Linked DNA regions of Mus musculus: all the other regions are linked to region 1. The links are chromatin loops, found by intact Hi-C in ENCODE. Cell type or tissue: left cerebral cortex. All regions are shown on one strand. Links, peaks and the distances in the headings refer to the core of each region. The heading gives the core; the rest is flanking DNA.

The links. Hi-C counts contacts between places; a loop is a spot of excess contacts. Peaks named below come from ENCODE experiments on the same cell type or tissue, not always from the same donor. Only the 100,000 strongest peaks of a DNase experiment are listed, where the experiment ranks them.
Region 2: a loop joins it to region 1, with 4 times the contacts of the local background. A loop is called at or near these places in 3 of 42 quality-filtered maps.
Region 3: it touches region 1 in a loop (3-fold over the local background); 2 of 42 quality-filtered maps call a loop at or near these places.

The regions. Positions count from the first base shown.
Region 1 is chr7:57,382,256-57,393,174 of GRCm38, reverse strand. It overlaps Gabrg3 (gamma-aminobutyric acid (GABA) A receptor, subunit gamma 3), which reads left to right and starts at 5,960. Exons shown (of 10, transcript NM_008074.3): 1 at 5,960-6,454. The coding sequence starts at 6,402. It overlaps Gm9962 (predicted gene 9962), which reads right to left and starts at 5,903. Exons shown (of 3, transcript NR_033504.1): 1 at 5,781-5,903. In left cerebral cortex, for the core only: CTCF peaks have their summits at 6,506 and 8,848; DNase peaks (open chromatin) are centred at 6,991, 7,754, 8,286, 8,848 and 1 more place; H3K4me3 peaks cover 3,451 bases; H3K27ac peaks cover 3,024 bases.
Region 2 is chr7:57,159,400-57,164,399 of GRCm38, reverse strand. The region is part of intron 3 of Gabrg3 (gamma-aminobutyric acid (GABA) A receptor, subunit gamma 3); the gene reads left to right. Among named protein-coding and RNA genes, the nearest start is that of Gm39017, 140 kb to the left of the region's middle. In left cerebral cortex, for the core only: no CTCF peak of the experiment used is centred there; no DNase peak of the experiment used is centred there.
Region 3 is chr7:57,472,266-57,477,265 of GRCm38, reverse strand. All of the region lies in intron 6 of Gabra5 (gamma-aminobutyric acid (GABA) A receptor, subunit alpha 5), which reads left to right. Among named protein-coding and RNA genes, the nearest start is that of Gabra5, 35 kb to the left of the region's middle. In left cerebral cortex, for the core only: a CTCF peak has its summit at 2,894 (motif pointing right); a DNase peak (open chromatin) is centred at 2,913.

The DNA.
Region 1 (10,919 bases), core at 5,920-10,919:
GTATCTTCCAGTAGCCTGAACACTAATTAATGGTAGTAGTGGCTCTAGTTATGTACAAGCTGACCTTCTCCGTGTTCAATGAGATATGCAGGTATTGTCTTCAGCAATAAATAAGGCTTTACCATTGATTTGTGGCAAGTAACTAATAGCCTTGACAATAGCCTGAGTTGTTGGTTGGGGGGGGTGGTTATGAACCAGTTGTCTTCAGCCAACAACTCAATTAGAAGTAACCCACTTCCAGAAACGGACGTTTGGGGGAAGATGTCTACTTGGGGCTTAGTCCTCCTGTATCATTTGGTGATTGCATTTAGATTTCTTTCATGTATGTATTTACATAAGAAGTTTCTATACAGCTGCTGAAGGAGACCCTAGTCTTAGCTGTCCCTCTCTGTTCTTCCTCCCTTACCCCCTCTTCCCTATCCTTCCATGTTTGATCTTCTTTTCCCAGGACTCCTCCCACCACTGCTTTAGGAGATTTAAAACTATTCGTTCTGTTTTCTCTTCCTAGGGAGATCATTCCCTCTGCCTATTCCCTTACTCTATTGCCAACCACTGTGGTTATAGAGATTGTAGCCTGCTCATTAAAAGCTAATGCCTTAGTGAGGGTTTTTATTCCTTCACAAAGATCATGACCAAGAAGCAGTTGGAGAGGAAAGGGTTTATTCAGCTTACACATTCCACATTGGTGTTGATCACCAAAGGAAGTCAGGACTGGGACTCAAGCAGGTCAGGAAGCAAGAGCTGATGCAGAGGCCATGGAGGGATGTCACTTACTGGCTTGCTTCCCCTGGCTTGCTCAACTTGCTCTCTTATAGAACCCAAGACTAACAGCCCAGGAATGGCACCACCCACAATGGGCCCTCCCCCCTTGATCACTAATTGAGAAAATGCCTTACATCTGGGTCTCATTAGGCATTTCCTTACCTGAAGCTCCTTTCTCTGTGATAACTCCAGTTTATGTCACGTTGACACACAAAACCAGCCACTACAGCTAACATTCGCATATAAGCAAATACGTTTCCTATAAGCAGCAAGATGTTGGGTCCTGTTTGTGTAGCCAGTCTGTTAGTCTATGTCTTTTTATTGGGGAGTTGAGTCCATTGATATTAAGAGATATTAAGGAAAAGTAATTGTTGCTTCCTATTATTTTTGTTGTTAAAGTTGGCATTCTGTTCTTGTGGCTGTCCATTTGTCTTTTGGGGTCTGGGTTACTCCACTCAGGATAATTGTTTTCTAGCTCTATTCATTTACCTGTGATTTCACAATTTCATTTTTTAACTGCTGAGTAATATTTCATTGTGTAAATGTACCGCTTTAAAAAAAATTCTTCCCTCATACAATACATTCTGGCCCTATTTTCCTCTCCTTCCTCTCCTCCCAGTGTGTCTACCACAAGTGCCCTTTGTTTTCCTTGAGAAAAGAGTAGGTTTCCTAGAGATAACAATTGGACATGGCATAACAAGTTACAATAAGACCAGGCACACACCCTTATATCAAGGCTGGACAAGACCACCCGGTTGGAGGAAAGGTGTCCCAAATGCAGGCAAGTGTCAAAGACAGCTTCCACATAACCAACCATAACTTTTATGGAAAGTACCTAGGACAGATCCATGCAGGTCCTCTTTGTTGCTTCATTCTCTGTAAGCCCCTATGAACCCTGCCTAGTTGATTCTGTGTTCTTGACCGTGCTGGCTCCTATAATCTTTCTCCCCATCTTCCATGGGATTCCCTGATCTCTGCCTGATGCTTAGCTGTGTACTGTATATTCTTCATCCATCCATTTATTCTTTTGTGTTTTTAAAGATTTTAGATATGTGAAAAAGTATGCATTTCTGTGCCTGTATGTGTTTCTTGTGCTGTTTATATTTATTTTTTATATTTTTTCTATTTGTTTGTTAGTCCTATTCTTGTTTGTTTTTATTTTGTTACTTTTTAGATGTCTGTTTGTATTCTAATGAAAGAGAGAATAAAGGATGTGGATTTGTCCACTGGGAGGATGAGAAGGATCTGGGAGATAAGTTGGGAGAGAACTCTAGTCAAAATATATGAAAAAAAAACTATTTTCAATAAAAGTTGTAATTATAAAAATAAGAATAGCAAGGTTACATTTCTTAAATGCTGACACAAAGTGGTAGCCTGGGGACACACTGCTTTATGCATTTCGGGTGAAAAAAATTTAATTACCGGTAAACAAATGCCTTTATGACCTAGAGATTTTTTTTAGTCAAACAAGAAAGAAAAATGAGCATGTATTTGCACTAGAGGTCAGATACAGAAATGTCCTTCATCATTGTAAATAAGGAATAGAATACTCTCATAGTCAACGAGTACTATATATAAGGAAAAAATTCAAGACTGATTGTTTCAACAGAATAGGCACAACTCACAGAAGACTAAACGAGAGATTATTTAGAACATGTTTTCACATGTTTTCTGGTTGTATAATGTCAGGTGCAAAAGCAGGCAAGCCAGCCCCCTGTGGCAGATTGAATAGTGACTCTGGAGCTCAGATACTGTGGTAGTAGACTCTGACACTGTCATGTAGATGGTGGGCAGATGGTACTTTTATTCGTACATTGTAAATATGTGTTAAAAGGCCACAGAAGCATGCTATAAAGATTAGTGCATTTCTGATGTGAATCTTATCTTCACTATTCCTAGTGAAGATAAGATTTTGATTGAGTTGAATATTTGCTCATGAAGCATGAAACATCATAATTTAGAAGTATAATTTTGGAGCAAGGGAGATTTTGATTAAAACTAAAACCCAGAAAGCCACATCTTCTGCTCATCTTTGTTATGTGGCTTTCTGGGGTTTTCGTTTTAAACCCAGAATGTATGGCTGGCGCTGGGCTGGTAAGAGGTGAAGTGAGGCTGCAGAGGGAATCCTGAGAGGTATTTCTCCAAGAAGCCACAAGAGGATCTCCAAGCTAAGGCAGCCAGCTCTGCTTCTCAGGCGTTCACACCTCCTGCCTAGAGGAGCTATAGCTGAGCCCTCAAACTGCAACAGACCTCCAGGTCTTCCCCCAAGCATTGTAGCTGTCTGAACAAGTGCTTTGTTGGCTCTCAAGGTTTGTAGAGCGACTCACAAGCCTTACTTAGGTCTTAGTATGAAGTACCAGTGGTTTTTTTTTTCCAGAATTTTCTTTCTTTTCTTCGCATAGCCTCCCTCCCCTGCAACTCCCCCTCCTGTTTATTTTCCTACAGAGGAAAAGAGAAGTGAATTTTGCTCACCCAAATGGAGCTGTTAAGTTTCTCAGGTGCCGAAGATAGGAAGCTGGCCAGCAGCGAGGGTATACGGTGCAGTGTGCGTGCTCAGCAAAGCACCCCAGCCCGGTCAGTTTAGGCAACGGAGGAAAATCAAAGGCTAACAGCTGGTGCTCTGAAGATTCTTGACCTTGCAGTTTGCTTTCCTACTTATGTTCAGAAAGCTTGCTTTGAATACCTCATCCCTCCTGACTCATTTAGCATAAAATATTTTTTCCCCAGGCTGTACCATGGAGGCTTTCTACAGTAAAATATTCAGCTCTGTAAAGCTGGCCCATTGTGTCCAATAAGTGGAGCAAAGCATTCCAAACTTCAGAAGAGGTCAGGTGTCACTCATTCATAATAATAGCACATCAAACCTATGCAGCAAAGAAAAGAATAAACCCTGCCAGCATGGGGCTGTACACAGGTCTCACATCTATTCCACTGACAGGTTGTGATAAATACAGACACATATAATCCCAGGACACCTCTCATTATGCTGACATTTTACAGAGCCATCCAAATGCCAGTCTGTCCGTACTGTATAATAGATTGTAAACAACTCATGTTCTGAAAAAAACTGATGAGAATATAGCATAACAGGAAGACTCAATGAGTGTCTGCCCTGCTTCGTGTTCTAAGGACAATGGACACAGCGACTAAGGGTGATTATGCAGATCTTAGCCTTGGGGGTGGTATTTAACCTCCTGGGACTCTTCTCTACTTATGCAGTGGGATTATTCTGTGAAAATTTGAATGAATCAACCACACTGACTCTTGGCTCCTCCCATGGAACCATGCCTGACATTATTTTTACCTATGTTCCTGTAACTATGTCAAAAATGCAAGCATGAAAGACTGCTACATTTACTTTTTAGTTTTCTTACAGAATATCTTTTAAACTTAGGTGGTGATGACAGGCAGGTGGCTCTCCTGTAACTATGAATTCTGCTTCTTTGGGTTCAAACACACTTGAATACAAATATTGTCTTTAAAAAGCATATCACTACCAGACAGGCATTTCTCTTATTCCATAAACAACCATAACAACTACTTACATGACATTTATACATAGTAGACATTACAAATAATCTAGAGATGGCTTAAACCATACCAGAGGTCTATGAAAATCTTAACACGTGTTCTGTAACAGATTTAGCATTCCCAGCGATCCTAGAAACCAGTCCTTGGAGTGAAAATTTGAGTCATGATTGCATTTGTTTAGAGACTCAGGATGCTTGTGCACCATCCTTTGACTAGATTCTGAAGGGTTCCTTTGTATGGTACAGAAATTAGAGATGAAGGAGAGTTTGATAGAAACTTCAAGAAGGAAGGTAGGTGTTGGCTGTTAGGAATCTCCATGGGACATAGGCATTCAGACTTATATAAGTGCAGGTAAAGAGGGGTGATAAAAAAATGTCCTGATTGGGGTGAGCTGGGTGACACAGGAAGAAGGCAGTGGCCTGGGATTAACCAAGATAGCACAATCCTTAGTTAAAAGCAATGCTATTATCAAGAAAAGCCTCCAGCCTCCAGCAGGCTTACGATTCTTAACCTGAGAATCTAGAGACAAGGGAGGGAATTCCCAAGAGCTTCAACCTGCTTCTCTCTGTATTTTATGAAAAAGCTTACTGTCAGTGTTTCTAAAATCCCTTCTCTTGGGGAGATAGGAGCATTGTCAACACCCTCCTCCTGGGCCCTAACAACAAAACAGTGTTCACCCCCACACAGTTTAGCCTGTGGACCTGGAGTTTATTGGCCATACCCTACAGAGGTAAGAGGTTGCTGACAGGATCTTGGGTGCTCACAAAACAACTTCACTTAACATGATTAATGGTCTCTTCATCTCCTTGCTCTAGTTTTTCCAAGCCTATGTGTTCTAGTACCTCCTTCCCCTAGACACAGACTATTGGCAATGGGGGGCAAAATTGCAAAGAAATGACTGGGAGAAGTGTTTAGACATCAGGTGAGGATCCAATGACCTTCCCAACCCCTCCTTCTGTGAAAGAAAGCCAGCAATCCACAGGCCCAAACTTGATGCATTCCTGCAAGCAGGCATAGCTACTTATAATGATGGTGGCAAATTGGCTGCAAGGGAAGTACTTTATAGCATCCAGTATTAACGAAACTGTCGTGTCTATGATTAGTAGTTGAAAATATATTTCTAAGGTTTTTTTTTTTTTAATTATGGAAGTAAAATTCCTATTTGTGTTGAAGTTAATGTTTGCATGCCAAAAGATTAGCTTTCTAAACGATCCTACAAATAAAAACAAGCAATTTCAGTTTGGAACATGAAAATAACGTCAGTCCCATCCAACAGGGTCCTTTGCTTTCTGGCTCCGGTGCCTTCTCTCTGGCCTTAAACATTTCACTTCTACTAATTACTGATAGTGTTTTAGTCTCTCTTTTCTGCGAAAAGGGGACATTGTTGGGACTTCCCCAGCAAGCCACAGTTATGAGCACCAGGGGGAGTTCAGGTAAGCAAGCACCACCCTAGAGAAGATCGCCTTTTGGCAAACCATCTCACTTACTTGCAATGGCGTCCCTAAGAGAAGGCACACGGCACAGGGGACAAGCAGGGTGGGTGCGCTGCAGTAAAACTACCAGTGCCCATGACTCCATCGATGACACGGGCCAGTCCCCAGGCCCCTTCTGCGCCTCCTTGCGGGATCCCCAAGCTCTCCTTCCCACCCACCAGCCCCGCCCCCTTCCCGACCTCCCAACTCCGAGTCCATTCAAACCTCGCTGCCTTCGCCTGGCATTGCCAAGCGTGTTAATTGGGGAAACTCCTCCCCGCCGCGGCCGGCGGGCACCACCGAGGCAACCGCGACCTCCCGCCACGCTTCGGAGCGCAGCTGCCCCAGCGCAGAGCCCCGAGCCGGCCCGGGAGGTGGGGGGCTCGGGCTGCGGGAGGAGGGTGCCCGGCCACCTGCTGCCCCCCCTTCCCCGTGCTGATCGCTCCCGAGAGCGGACGCACCCCAGCTCGTGTGCGCCCCGCAGAGCCGGACCGTCGGGGACGCGGCGCTCGGAGCAGACACCTGTCCCTCCCAGTCCGCAGAACCCTGGGCGCTGCAGCCCGTGGGAGTCTAGTAGGCGCCGGAGCAAGTAGAGACCAAGCCCTGCAGAGGCCTCGGACCCGCTCCCGGAGAGCCATGGCTGCAAAGCTGCTGCTTCTCCTCTGCCTGTTCTCGGGCTTGCATGCTCGGTAAGTGGCTCCCAGGCGTTTCCAAGAGGCCGGCGGGGGCGGAAGGGCGGCGGGGGGCGCCGTCTGCCGGCCGCCAGTCCCAGGTGCGCGCCGTCCACTGGGCTGCAGAAGAGGGAAGGTTCCCGCACCTCACCTCCTCACCTGTAGGTCTCCCCCAGGTCCAGACCTCAGCTCCAAGGCCGCCACAGCCCTCTGCAAGCCGGTTTGTGTGGGGACTGTTTGGGTGATTATAGGATGTGGTGGTTTCAAGGGACTTGGGAAATCAAAATGATGAGGCAGTAGCCTTATCTTTCTCATCAGTTATCCAAGGGCTTTCTGACATGCATTGGTTAACACTCTATATGTTCCAGCACTGAAAAGAAACCTCCGGACCCAGGAATTCTGTTTTCTCAACCACCCTATATAGATTACAGAAGAGGTAATTTGCAGGAGGAAAGTGGAGGGGGCTGGGGCAGGTGGTCAGGAAGAGCCCTGCTTCTTCTCCAGGTCCTACAGCAGCACACACAAGCACCCCATCTCTATTAAAGAATCAGGTTGCGGTTCACATGGAAGCTTCTTGAAGCTGTAAGAAATTATCTCACTGTGAATACCCCAAACCAGCACCAGTCAGCTAACAGAAGATTCACCCCGCAGACAGAGAAGGGCTCAGAAGAAGGACAGTGGCACCAGAAGGGTTAAAGCCTGTTGCCATAAACACAACTAGAGATGCTGACATGGTTTAATTCCACCTCCTAGATTGGTGCTCTGATTAGCTCCTGCAGAACTAACCTGAGTTTTGGAAATTCCTGGTTGTCTCCCCAACTGTCACCCTAGGAATTGGAGGACACCCCATTCCCAGAACACACTTGTTTTGACATTTCTCAATTCCCTGGCTTAGAAAGCAAATTAGAAAGGAGCTATCCCTGAGGGTCACAGGTCCTATAGCTGTCACAGGCTTTTATTTCATTCACATTTGTGAAATACTGGAACTCGGACGACAGCCTAATAACCCCCCCCCCCAAACTATGAGAGAGGGCTTCCCAAATTCTTACTGCAACCATAAATAAAGTCCTGCCCCACCGGCCAGGACTTGTTTTTCCTGAATTGACACTGGAGACTTGAACAGTCATTCAGGAAGCAGAGGATCCGAGGCCTCTCCACCAAAGTTTCTTCTCTCCAGGGAGGGAGTTAGAAAGTGCAGTGGAAAGTGTCTTTTGAAGGAGATTGTGCCTGGAGGAATCTTAGTTTAGAGGCAGATACCACCAGAAGCATCAGGAAAGCTACAGTCCCATCACCCAGTCCCTTGCCATAGCCATCAACTCAAAAACCTAGCTTGCAGTTCAGGGTTCAGTCAGTTATTTAGATTTATAGTTGCGGTTCTGGAAGGAAAGCTGCCTGTTTCCCTCATCATTATGTATGTTCCCAGAGAAGATGGAGCACTCTGGTTTCTGAAGATTCCCAAAGACACACAATCTCCAAGGATTCTTCATCTTTCCTTTCCAGCCAAGGTGCACATACTAATGTAATATGCACTCTATTGAGTTTTCAGTCTTGGTAATTATGATTGTAACTCAGTTTAAAAAGAACCCATTTTGTATTTATTGCTATATGTCTCACTTTTGAGGAGGTTACTATTTTTTTTAAAAACGGGTTTTTACAAACATGTAAATAATTGAATGGTCCATCCATCTTTCAATCTATTTTTTAGTTTTTAGAGGATTCTCTTCAGCATTCAAGATGCCTAGCTGGTATGGTTCCCTTGTAGATAAGTTCCGACAGGATGCTCTGTGGTTTTGCAGTGGGGGGTGCCTGCCTACAACAGGGGGTGCCCCTGACACTCATGGCTGAGCTTATTGCACAGGAAAATGCAGTGCTTCCTTTCAATGGTTACTGATTTGGGGGGTTCAGGAGTTCTTTTTGATACTGAAAACACCTTTGAATGTTGTCTCTGCCATTCTGATGATGAGAAGGTGTAAGGATTGAAGATACTGTCTGGGGAGTGAGCATGTGTTTGTTTTATTTTTAAGGAAAAGCTAATTGCAGCAATGCTGTTTAGGATCCAGCAATCTGAGCCGCAGAGTGCTCAGAAGGTTATATATAGCCCCATGTAGAATTTTGAAGAGAAAGGAAATCCCATTTCATCCACCTGCTTGTGGGTCCCCTGAGGTGAGATTAGCTTTTCTCAGGGCACTGCGTAGGGCAAGGGTTCATCTTCTGGATTGGGAGAGGCACAGTGCTGGCAGCTGGGGAAAAGGGACCACTGTGGCATCCTGTGCCAACGATAGAGCTGGGGTTTCATGGAGGAGAGGTAGAGAACAGGCCTGCTTTCCCTGCCTTCATCCCCAGCACTCCCACCTGCCCTACCTAGCCACTGAGGAAGAAGCTTATGCAATTTCAGATAACGCCTCTCACCACTAGAGGGAGAATGAGACTCCTTATATTCCCTGCCCTTGAAGTAGCCAAGTTTTCTGGGACTGTGCAGGAATATAGGAGTGTATATAGTTAACACGGCAGTGAGTATGTTGCCTGTGTACAGTTGACTGTTGGGTCAGGGAGGACCATGGAGCCGCAGACCTGCTGCTTCTGCACTAGTGGAGCAGAGGGCAGGAGAAGAGGAGACCAGGGGAAGAAAAGAAAGGGAAGGCAGGAGAAAGGCATGTAGCAGGGGACTGGTGAGGACTAGCTACCTACCTATCCAATTCTACAGTCCCCAAGTGACTTTGCTCTGGAATAATTTGTTAGATCCTAAAGGCACAGTGTAGCCATCAGCCATCCAAGTAATTCATCCTACCTCTTCTTGTTTTATTTTGCTTTGCAAGGTGATACAATTAACATTCCCGATACAGCTTCTAACTATGTAAAGTACTTGAATATTTAAAAGTTCTGAAATATCCTTTGTACAAGTACGGTTTTACAGGTAGTGAACTGCATTCTCCTTACTGGGTGAAAGGGGTATTAAATATCCTAAATTCCTCTTTGTGGTGAATATTCTGCTTAGGTAAAATCCACAACTGTTCTGGAATTTGTGGATGGCTTAATTTAATTTTCTAGCCAGCCGGGTATTCATGAAATAGAATTCAGTTTAAGATCAGTCTAGGAGAAGCTTAATCGCAAAAGCAATGCTACAAGATTATCAAGATCTCTCACACACATGGATAGTTGTTCTTTCATGTCCATATTTACAGTTCCAAGTAGCTGTTGATTAGGAAAAAAGGTTTTGAGCATGTACAGGCTTCTTCTTGCCCTTATTCCCTAACCAATACCTTGTAATAACCATTTACGCAGCAGACGTGTAGAACTACTCACACGGGAATGATTAGAAGCGTTTGTGAATGTCACGTGTAAATAGAGCGTCATTTTATGAGTAGACTTCACCATCTTCAGATTTTCAACTATTTTGGGAGTTCTGTGAACAATATTTAGTAAAGAAGAGTCAGCAATGCATGGATTTGGTTTTAGGCTGCTGGACTACTGTAACTCCTATTGGCCATAGCTTTTTAACACACACGAGAGACTGGTGCAGATACGTTTATATATGCCTCTGAAGATCTGAGTGAAGATGAAAGACTGAACTTTAAAATGATTAGACTTTTCACTGATTCCTTGTTAACTTCAGAAAAGTGACATGCCTGAGGACAAGCCTCTTGGTGTGGAACTGACATTTGACTCCTGTCTGGAAGTCGGAATGGAAATGAGCCTGGACCCAGTTAGGACAAATCCCTCTCAGTGTGTTCCCTCACAGCCTCTTTTTAGAGAAGTGACATTAAGGCACACACATAGACAAACTAGGACAGGAGCTTTGTTTCTTAAGCTCTTCGAAGGCTCCCACCTGCAATGAAATATTGCTTCAAGGTAGAAGGAAACTCTTTTTCGTTCTTAGCCCCAGGTGCTAGGACACAGAGAGCCTCATTCTCTGAGAAAACCAGCTGATGGCTTGAGGTTTCTCCTCATCAGAGCCCCTGTAGGCATGAACAACTCTGTAGAGTGGGGGATATGGTGCTTAACAGAGAGAAGGTCAGAGATGTTCAGCTCTCATTGGAATTCACTGAAATGCTCACAGGATTAAAGACACGCTAGAAAATATTTAATTCTTAAAGCCTGCTGAGAAAGAAATGAACCAGTTTTGGTGATCAAGGTGTGTAAATGGCCAGAGGACATTCTGAAGTCATCAACTAGCACATCTCCTGGCTTTTCCCCCATGCTGAGTGCCAGCAAAGCAAGCCACCTCATAGTGTCCACACAGTTATACCCCAAAGTCCGGCCACATGGAAAGCACAGAGTCGGCTGTTTTCAATGAGTCCGTTCTGTAAAAGCTACTCCTGCTTCCCACAGTCTTGTTGGTGGGACTTAGAAACAGCACTACCAAGTACTCTGAAGGGTGTCTGATTTTGACAGGTTGGTGTTATGGTGAATATTATTTGAGGGTTTGTACCCCACTAGGTCATTTAGTTCACCCCAAAAGACACAAAACCTTTATATTTATAAT
Region 2 (5,000 bases), core at 1-5,000, 220 kb after region 1:
AGGACATTGGATCCCATTATAGGTCATGAGCCACCACGTGGTTGCTGGGAATTGAACTCACAACCTCTGGAAGAGCAGTCAATGCTCTTTTCTACTGAGCCATCTTCCAGCCCTCACAGCTACTCTTAATAGCAGAAAACATTTCATTGTGACTATCTTAATGGGTTGGAAGCTCAGTCCATCATCATCATGGAGGGAAGCATGGTAGTGTGCAGGCAGACATGAAGGCTAGAGAAGGAACCAAGAGGGCTATATCTGGATTCTGTGGTACGTGTAGCCTTTGGGTTAATATAATCTAATGATATGTTAAGTTAGAAAGTTAAAGAAACAGCTTAACAAGATAGGCACAAGGTTTTTAGGTTAGACGCAGAGGGCAGTGATGAAGGAAAATTTGAACCTACATCTGCAACATCCCAACTCCTTACAGTTAGAAAGTCTGAATCAGTCAGTCACCTGTTAGAATCGTAATAGTGGGAACTTTCACAATATTAAATTTTCAGTACTATTTAAAATTAAACAAACAAAACCAAGCAACTTTCTCTTAGATGATTAAATACTACCACCTATCAGTTTGGTAACTATTTCCCTTAAATTGATAAGATTCAGGTACGTGAATATGTGACACAAGACATGCATGCCATGATTTAACTTGTGTTTGTGTGTGTGTGTGTGTGTGTGTGTGTGTGTGTGTGTGTGTGTGTTTCTGTGTGTTGGGAAGTTGATAAGATTCAACTACAAGGATGTGTGACACAAGACATGCATATTATGATTTAATTTGTGTGTGTGTCCTACAGACAGAATGTAGGACCTTACATATACTGCTCAACTAGTTCCATCCCCTAAACTTTCCAGTATTCCAAGACTGTCTCTTGTTAGCTTCAGAGGCATACACCCAGTTTTTCATCTCACCTTAAACAGAAGGGAAAGTATAAGGCAGACCACCAGTGGACAGTAGAGCCTAGGAATATATGGCCTGACTATGATATCTATCTATGTTCTTTCCCACTGACTCTGTGGCCAAGTTTAGATGGGGTAGCAAATAGTCTCAATGATGGGGCCAAGAGTCAAGACACACTCATTTCTAATCTGTTCTTTTCTAATTAGAGACAGAAAGGAAGTGGATTGGGGAGGGGATGTAGGTAGGAATTGGGAGGAGTAGAGGGAGCGGAAACTATAATCAGAATACTCAATAATGGCAACCTTCAACATTGACTCTATTCAGTACAATTTCAAGTAGGGAGAAGGAACCTCAGTCCTGGGCTCAACAATGAGCAAACCGCAGATGCCTTAGTCTCTTTGTGTTTCTATAAGAAATGTACGTTGTCAAGACTCTCTCTCCACATAATATCTGACTTGTAGTCTCTGTATTTATTCTCATCTACTTCCAGAGTAAACCATCTGGTGATGAATGACTAAGGCACTAATCTCTGAGTACAGCAGAATGCAATTAGAAGTCACTTTATTATTATTATGTTTACATCAGTAGTGTTTAGTTTTATCCTAGTGTCTCTGTTAGTCTCTGGTTTTTTGGTCACCTAAGCAATGTCTAATATGGGAGGTCTCCATCAAATCCCTTTCCTCAGAGTTCAGGGGATCCTGTGGAAGAGGAGGCAGAAAGACTGTAAGAGCCAGAGAGGATGAAAGACTCCAGGAAAACAATGAATTCTGAATGAACTAAGCCAGGTACATATGAGTTCACAGAGACTGAAGCAGCAAACACAGGGCCTACACAGGTTTATACCAGGTCATCTGTGTATATATAATAGCTATTAGCTTAGTATTTTTATGAAACTCCTGACTGTGAGAATGAGTGGGTCTCTGACCCTTGTGCCTGAGCTTAGGACTCTTTTCTTCCTGTTGGGTTGCTGGGTCCAACTTCAGTATGATCATTTTTGCTTCATTTTATTATATTTTATTTTGCTTGTTTGGTTGTTATCTTTTAGAAGCTTGTTCTTTTCTCATTATGGATAGAAAAGGAGTAGATCCAGAGAGGAAGGGAGGGGGAACAATGGAAGGAGTAGAGGGAATGGAAACTATAATCAGATATATTGTATCAGAAAGCAATCTATTTTCATTAAAAGAAAAATACATTAAAAAAGAAATGAACATTGTGTGAACAGAATTTTGTTTCTCACTGTTCAGACGCCAACAGTTTAAGGTCTGGGCATTGCAGGGTTATAGTCTCGTGAAAACATCCTGGTCTTGGTTTCTAAGATGCTCTTTAGTGTACCCTGAGGAAGGTGGACCACTGGAGGTGGGGGCGTGAAAAAGAAAGACCTCCTCTCTTAGATCCTTTGAGAAATTCACCTGAGCCATCTACAAGGCGAGGAGGTTCACAAGCCGAGCATGCGCCATTGCTATTAGCTCTTGGCATGGTTGCATAGGTGATTGAGTTTCAATATGAACTTTAGAAAGATACAAACACCAAGACCACATAAATGGTCAAGTGGGGGTACACAGGTAGCCTCAAGATGGTCAGGAGACTAATCAAAGCATGGCCAAGCAGAGAATGTCTGTGATTCATGCCTAGGTCAAGTTTTAGATGAATGGGGTGGTAAGAGAGGATAATTTGTTATAAATTTATTCCAAGCTGCTTTAAAAAAATAGTATGGCTCTAAGCTTTTCATTGTTACTGGCACTAGATTATGTAATGACATTTTTATACAAGAATATTATGTTCTTTGAGCATTGCCCATCCCAAACCTACCTAATCTTAGTCCCTTTCCTGCCCTTCTGCTTTCCATTGACTCTTTTTTTCACTGAAACACTTCTTATTAATCTCATGCCATATGTGTGTGTGTGTGTGTATATATATATATATATATAAAATAGATAGATGGATAGTCAGACAGACAGACAGACAGACAGACAGACAGATAGATAGATAGATAGATAGATGATAGATAGATATTCTAACAAACATAAATGAATGAAATATATAATATTTTTCTTCTTTCTGGAGCCGACTTAGTATACTTAATTACTGAATATAAGTAGCTCCAGTTGCATCCATTTTTCTATGAACTATATAACCTTGTTTTTTATAAATGAACTCACTATGCAAATATACCACAATTTCTTTGTCCATCCCTTTGTTCTAGAATAATCTGTCAACTACTGTAAATAGTGCTGCTGTGAACACCAATGTACAAGGATTTCTGTGTTATTTTGACAGGGAGTCCTTTGGGTAAATGCAGAGGACTGGTGCAGTTGGGCCACATGCTGGGTCTAATTTTAGATCTTTTTGAGGACTCTCCATTCTGATTTCCATAGTGGCTGGACTAGTTTATATTCCTGCCAGCAGTGGATAAGGGCTCCCTTTTGTCTGCATCCACCAGCCTTGTAGAGGACTTTTTTTTTTTTTTTTCTGAAGTGCACTGATGGTGGGATGCTCTTAACTACTTAGGAATTTTAGTATATTTAAAAACTTTCAGGAGTGGAAGGAGCTAGAAGAAGGGAAAATTATACTAAAGATGCTTCAAAAAGCCATAAGGAATCATAATTACTTTTTATGTACCCCAGGTTACAAATAATACATTTAAGTGCACACATATACATAAGTAGTTTAAATGAAGTTAAACCACAGGGGCTGACAATGCTCCCTACAAGAGCCATAGACTGTCTAATAAAAACCCCAGTACCAGCCATGAGAAGCCCCCTTTTGAGTTGTTGATCATGGTAAGGGAATTCCAGATTCAGCATGTTGTATTTATATATTTATGCCTAAATATGCATATTATATATGATGCATAAAATGAATATATATTTAAAATAAATAAAAGTATTTTTTTCTTCTTCTTTTCTTCCACTGAAACAGGCTTTTTCTGTGTAACCCTGGCTGTGTTGGAACACACTTTGTAGACCAGGCTTCCAGGTCAATATAGAGATCTGCCTGCCTCTGCCTCTCCAGTACTGAGAGTAAATGTGTGTGTGTGTGTGTGTGTGTGTGTGTGTATTATAATAATTAAAGAAGTAAAGGCCAGGAATTTAAGAGGAATTGAGGGACAGGGCATGGGAGGAGGAGGGGGAGAAGGAATGTGGAGGGAAATGGTGTCATTACATTTTAATGATAAAGGCAGGATCCTGACAGTGCTCACTTAAATCCTAGAAAGCTAAGTTTGGCATCCTGATGGGTGCTCAATATTGACTCATGTCAGAGGGACTCAAAACAAACAAAACCCAAATAAATAAGTAAATAAACCAGAGCAATCAATACAAAAATCTAAAAAAAAAACCCCAGAACCTGTAAAAATCTCTTCAGAAATCAACGGAATGTCAGAATGAGAATAACTTAAATGAAAGCTTTGTCCGTGAATACAACCTTTGCCATTTGGAAAAATGTTCAGTGTTCTAGTTTTATCTCTGTTGTGGTAACAAATACTCTGACAAGAAGCAGTCTAAAGAGGGTAGGGTTATTTGGCTTCCAGGTCAAGGTTACTGTTCATTACTGTAGTGCAGTCAGGATAGAAATTTAACACATCACATCCACAACAAAGAGCTGAGAGAGATTAAGTACATGGATCCTTAATTGCTTGCTTGTTTTCAGATAATTGTCCTCTCTTAATAATGCTCAGAAACCCCTGCCTAGAGAATGGTGCTGCCCACAGTCCTCTGTGTCTTCCTACATTAATTAACACTCAGACAGTTCCCTAAAGACATGCTCAGGTCCAATATGACCCAGATAATTTATCATTCAGACTCTATTTGCTATGATTACCAGTTGTCACATTGACAGGCAAAACTACCCAGAACAGTCTACCATAAGAGTCTAACGACACACTATTGTTTTCTTTTCTATGCATAATCAGATTGCAACAATTTCCCTTGCATGACTGTGGACCATCTCATGTTCATCATGTTTGCAACAAAACAGCACAATTATTGCATTCAGAATAAGGTAGCTTGACTTCTGTCATTTTATGGAGGAAAATTCTCTCAGTTTTGAGTACTTATGTTCAGTCTATTTACTTCCTTGCATTAAAAAAATTTTACTGTTTTTG
Region 3 (5,000 bases), core at 1-5,000, 90 kb before region 1:
GAATCATTAAGTTATTAATTTGATATATCTGAGAAAATTTTGCTATAACATTTCCTCTTAGGACTATCTTCACTTATTCCTATGGATTTTGATATTTTGTATATTCATTTTCATTCAATTCTACAAAATTTCAAATTTCCATTTTGATTTCTTTCCTAACCCAATGATCCTTCATACTGTCTTGTTTAGTTTCCATGAGTTTATGCCCTTCCTGTAGTTCCTATTGTTGATATTCAAATTTGTTCCATTGTGGTCAGATATGATGAAGGATGTTATATTCGTTTCCTATTTTTACTAAGATTTGTTTTATGTCATAATATGTAATTGACTTCAAAAATATTTTATGGGCTGCTGAAAAGAAATTAGTGTATTTAGAGTTTGGGTGAGATATTCTGTAAATGTTTGTTAGGTCCATTTAATTTATGATGTAATTCAACTCCAGAGAATCTCTGTTTTGTTTTGTTTTGTTTTGTTTTTTTTGTTTTGTTTTGTTTTGTTTTGTTTTTATAGATGTCCTGTGTATTGGTGAGACTGGGGTATTGAAGTCACCCACTATCAGTGTCTTGGAGATACTCTGTGCTTTTAAATTTGTTAGCGTTGCTTGTATGGAATTGGGTTCACCTGTGTTTGGTGAATCTATGTTTAGGATTGGAATACCCTTTTCATTGATTCATTCCTTCAGTGAGTATGAAGTGAGCCGTCTTGGAAGTCTATTTTCCCATGTAAGAATAGCTGCGACTGCTATTTCTTGGTTTCATTTGCTTGGAATACCCTTGTCCAATACTGGGTAAAGTATTAAAAGTGGTGCCTAACATGTATGGTGAGGTAAATTTCTTGGTGGCAACAATAAGATCGATCCTGTTCACTGATGCAGTCTGCTGGTCTGTGTGTCTATTTTTTTTTTATCTAATTGAGACTGTTAATATTAAGAATTACTTTGAATGATGTCTCTTAATTCTTGTCAACTTATCATTTTGTGATGTGTTCTTAGACCTCTTCCATGAACTCTAATTTATGCTTGTGATCTATTTCTCTTTGTCTTCAGACACAAGTAGCCACAAGTTTCTTTACCTATTGCTATCATGAAAGGTTTTCATTTTAACCTTCAATTTTAACAGTTAGTTTTTGCAGAGAAAAATAATTGAGTTAATAATGGTGGTCTTCCAGAACTTGGAATACATCATTTCAGGCCCTTTCGGCTTTGTATTTTTTGTCTATTAATCATTTCATTAGATACTATCATTTTGGAAGTAACAATTTGTGAAGATGATATGATGTCTTTGTTTCTTATGAAGTTTGTCTTCTGTACTGGGACTTGTAATTGTAGAACTAGTTCATTGGTTGAGTTTTTCTTTTAGATTTTTATTAGGAAATGGTAAGTCCTCTTTCTCCTTTCAGTGGTGGGTTTTGTAGGATTAAGTGGGAAAATAAGTCCCAGTAGGGATGATAGATTGTTTCTGTCTGTGGAACTGGTGTTTAGGGTTGGAGTTTCTATTTTGCTTTATTAGGTCTTTGAGGTTTTATTTTCATCTTCATTCTATTATCTTCTGACTGATTTTCCTTATTTCTTAGTGCCTACTACCTTAAGTTCAGCTTATATATTTTAATACTACCTTGGTGTGTATTATAAATAATTTACTTGTGATCTTTCTGGTTTTTATTTTGCTCTACTTTTAAAAATAGCTTTTCACTGTATGTGTGTAAACTAAAGTCCACCTTCCTGGCTCGACCTTTCTACTGCTGGAGTTATAAGTACAGAATCCCATGTTCTCCCTTACACCTGACTTTCATTGTAGGCGTTCATAGCTATAAACTTAGTTTTTACTATTCCCATCAATTTGTCATTAAAAAGTTCTAATAAGTTGAACTTTCAGTTAAATTTATTTCTAGGAAGTTTTTCATTTCCTTCTTCACTTTTTCTATGATTCACATGTCACCAAACAGTGTATTACTAAATCTGTAAGTAGTCATACAGTTTCTGAAAACACACATAGACAGACAGGCAAATGCACAAACATAAAAATATACAAATGTATAAAGATACACAGACACACAAACATACAAATAGACACAAACACAAAACCACACAGAAACACAAATATATGATTCTTGTTTTCTTTGCAAATCTGCTCAATGATTAGTTTCTTCCAGTTATGTGAAGATTTGAGCTTATATTTGATGAAAACAATGTGAAAACAAAGGAATTCTAAGAATGCAACTCTCACATATATATATTTCTTGTTCTGAAAAATAAGTCTAGAATCCTTCTGGGTGTCCTGTGATTCCATAGTCAATGCATCCATTCAGTGTAGCCCATCAGTGCTTTGGGCATTTGAGAAGATGCACAATTGCACTGTTCTTACCTGTTTGTCTGCCTAGACTCACCCCATCTCCAAGGCTATGGATCATCTCAGCTTAATGTGTTGCTCTTGTCTGGCTGCTATCATGGCATTCCCTGCCTATTGAGGATCTTCTTAAACATAGGACTGCAACCTCCTCGAGGTTCTAGGGAATGTCTAGTGGGAAAGAAGGTGGTCAGTGCTGGGTCTCAAGCTCGTCAGGGTTTCAGCTTCAGTCTTTTAGTCCCAGCTTCAGAAGAAAATTCCCTGGCAGACAGTTATGCCTGAATAGAAGGAACCATCTGAGCTGGTCTCTTACTAATTCACAGAACCTTATATGGTTCTCTTTTGCACGAGGTGTTTCAGAAATAAAAACTCATGGTGGAATTTGTGATAGCATTATCTCCATCCATAGAAAAGGTAAGCAGATCATGATGAACTATAGGGACACATTTATCTAGGAAAGCCAACAGCCCACCTGCCTGTTCTATATAAATCCCAAGAAACTTGGGTAGTGCTCTCTAGTTAGACAACAGGGCTGAAAATCACAGCCACTAGATGGTGCCATGAATACATACATGGAGGGGAAAGTAGGCCAGCTTGAGGAGCCAGATGCTGAGTTAGCAGCACTGCAGCAGGTTTCACTGAAGGGCTTTCAGGGGAAATAAGATGCTAGGATTCTGGAGAGCACCTGAGGGAGCCAGCCTTGGTCATCACTGGTTCACTGGTGTGCAACTGGACTGTGCCTGCTTTCTAGGCAGTGGCAACACCAGAGTTCTGTGTCAAGGTCAAAGGTTGCTGAAAAGTCCTAACCTCCCATACTGTAGAAAAACACAAAGAATCCGGCCTCATGAATTTAACAAATTAAGGATGTGGCTAGGCATTTTAGTTGTTAGAAATTGATGAGTATATGTCATGCACAGCGCTATCTGCATTCCATCCATGCCTCCTGAGCCTGAGATGACCTATAAATGTCAGCCAAATGATCGATGGGAGGAGTGGCTGGGAGATTTTGAAATTTACCTGAAAATGACTAAGCATGCCCTTGGTGCTGATGAAGAGGTATGTTGCAGAGTCGGACATGCCTCCTTTCCTGTTCCTTAAAAAAATTCAAATCTCAAGGTTTTTTTTTAATTGGTTTTTCCTAGATGCACTACAGACCAGCCTTCTATAGCATTTATAAAGTAAAGATGGGATTAGATGGCTTGGTGGTTAACAGAGTGTCTTACTCTGGCTGAGAACCAGAGTTGGTTCATAATATCTACAATAGACAGCTGATAATCTCATGTAGCTCCAGCCTTGGAGAATCTGAGGCCATCTTTTAGCCTAGGAGAGTACATACAGGCTAGAACACATACCCATCACTCACCCCTGTGCCCCCCCAACACACACACTTTTAAAAGAGTAAAGTCAAATTATGAATCTTGAGAAACTAAAGAAAACTGAATTCAGTGGTTCTGCTCTCCAGTGTATTTACCACATGTGGTGATTTGAATATGCTTGGCCCTGGGAGTGCCACTATTAGGAAGAATGGCCTTGTTAGAGTAGGCATAGGCTTATTGAATACAATCTGTCACTGTGAAGGTGGGCTTTGAGGTTCTATGCTCAAGCCCCACCCAGTGTGGAATAGAGAGTATCTCTCCTGGTTGCCTTCAGATCAAGATGTATAACTCTTGGCTCCTCCAGCATCATGTCTGCCTGCATGATTCCATGCTCCCACCGTGATATTAATTGACTGAATCTCTGAAACTTTAAGCCAGCCCCAATTAAATGTTGTCCTTATAAACGTTGCTTTGGGACATGGTGTCTCTTCACAGCAACAAGACACTGAATAAGACACCACATTTCAAGCAGCCAGTTGCTAACTGTGAACAGAACTAGGCACTTTAGGCTAATTCATGTCACTCTACCAAGATCTATTGGAAATTCAGGCAGATTTGAGAGTCAAGTCCTGATCATGGCCATACACACATGTCACAGGCAGTAGTCTCAGTGGCTTTGTGCTAGTCATATGAGCATACAAAAAGCCATACATCTGAGATTCAAAGGGAGTTTTAGAGTTTTTAGATCAAGGTGTCGTCTTAGAGTATTTTGAGGAACATTAAAGCTTTGATACTACATTCTGTTAACATGAAGGGGTTTTTCTAAAGCATTTCAAACATGAATATCCGAATGAACTGTGAGTACATTCATAGACATCTAGCAGAAGAATAATACATGGCTAATTTTGATAATTGAAGTTTGATTTCTTTCCACCATAAGCTAAGTTTTTCCACAGTATCCCACACAGTGTTGTTAGTAAGGCCAGTCAATGATCATGGGTTGTTTCCCTCTGATAGTACTCAAAAACATTAAGAAGAACATAGGAGAAGAGGATTGCCCTTTGAATTGGCAGAGGCCAGCAACAGCCTTCTGTGTAAGCTGTCTGATACCAGGTCCAAGAGAAGACATGGCCTTCAATACTTAAGAGAAGGCTAATCATGGTTATCCAGAACTCTGCACCTTTGAGATATGTACAGGCCAGGCTGGTGAGAGAGAGCATCAACACTCACTGGGATTGAAGCAAAGAACCTGCTGTTTTGTGGAGATAGTGTCCTGTGGGATCACCATCCAAAGGGCAGACATTGGGGGTGATGCATCCAGACAAGAGAAGAGGATAGG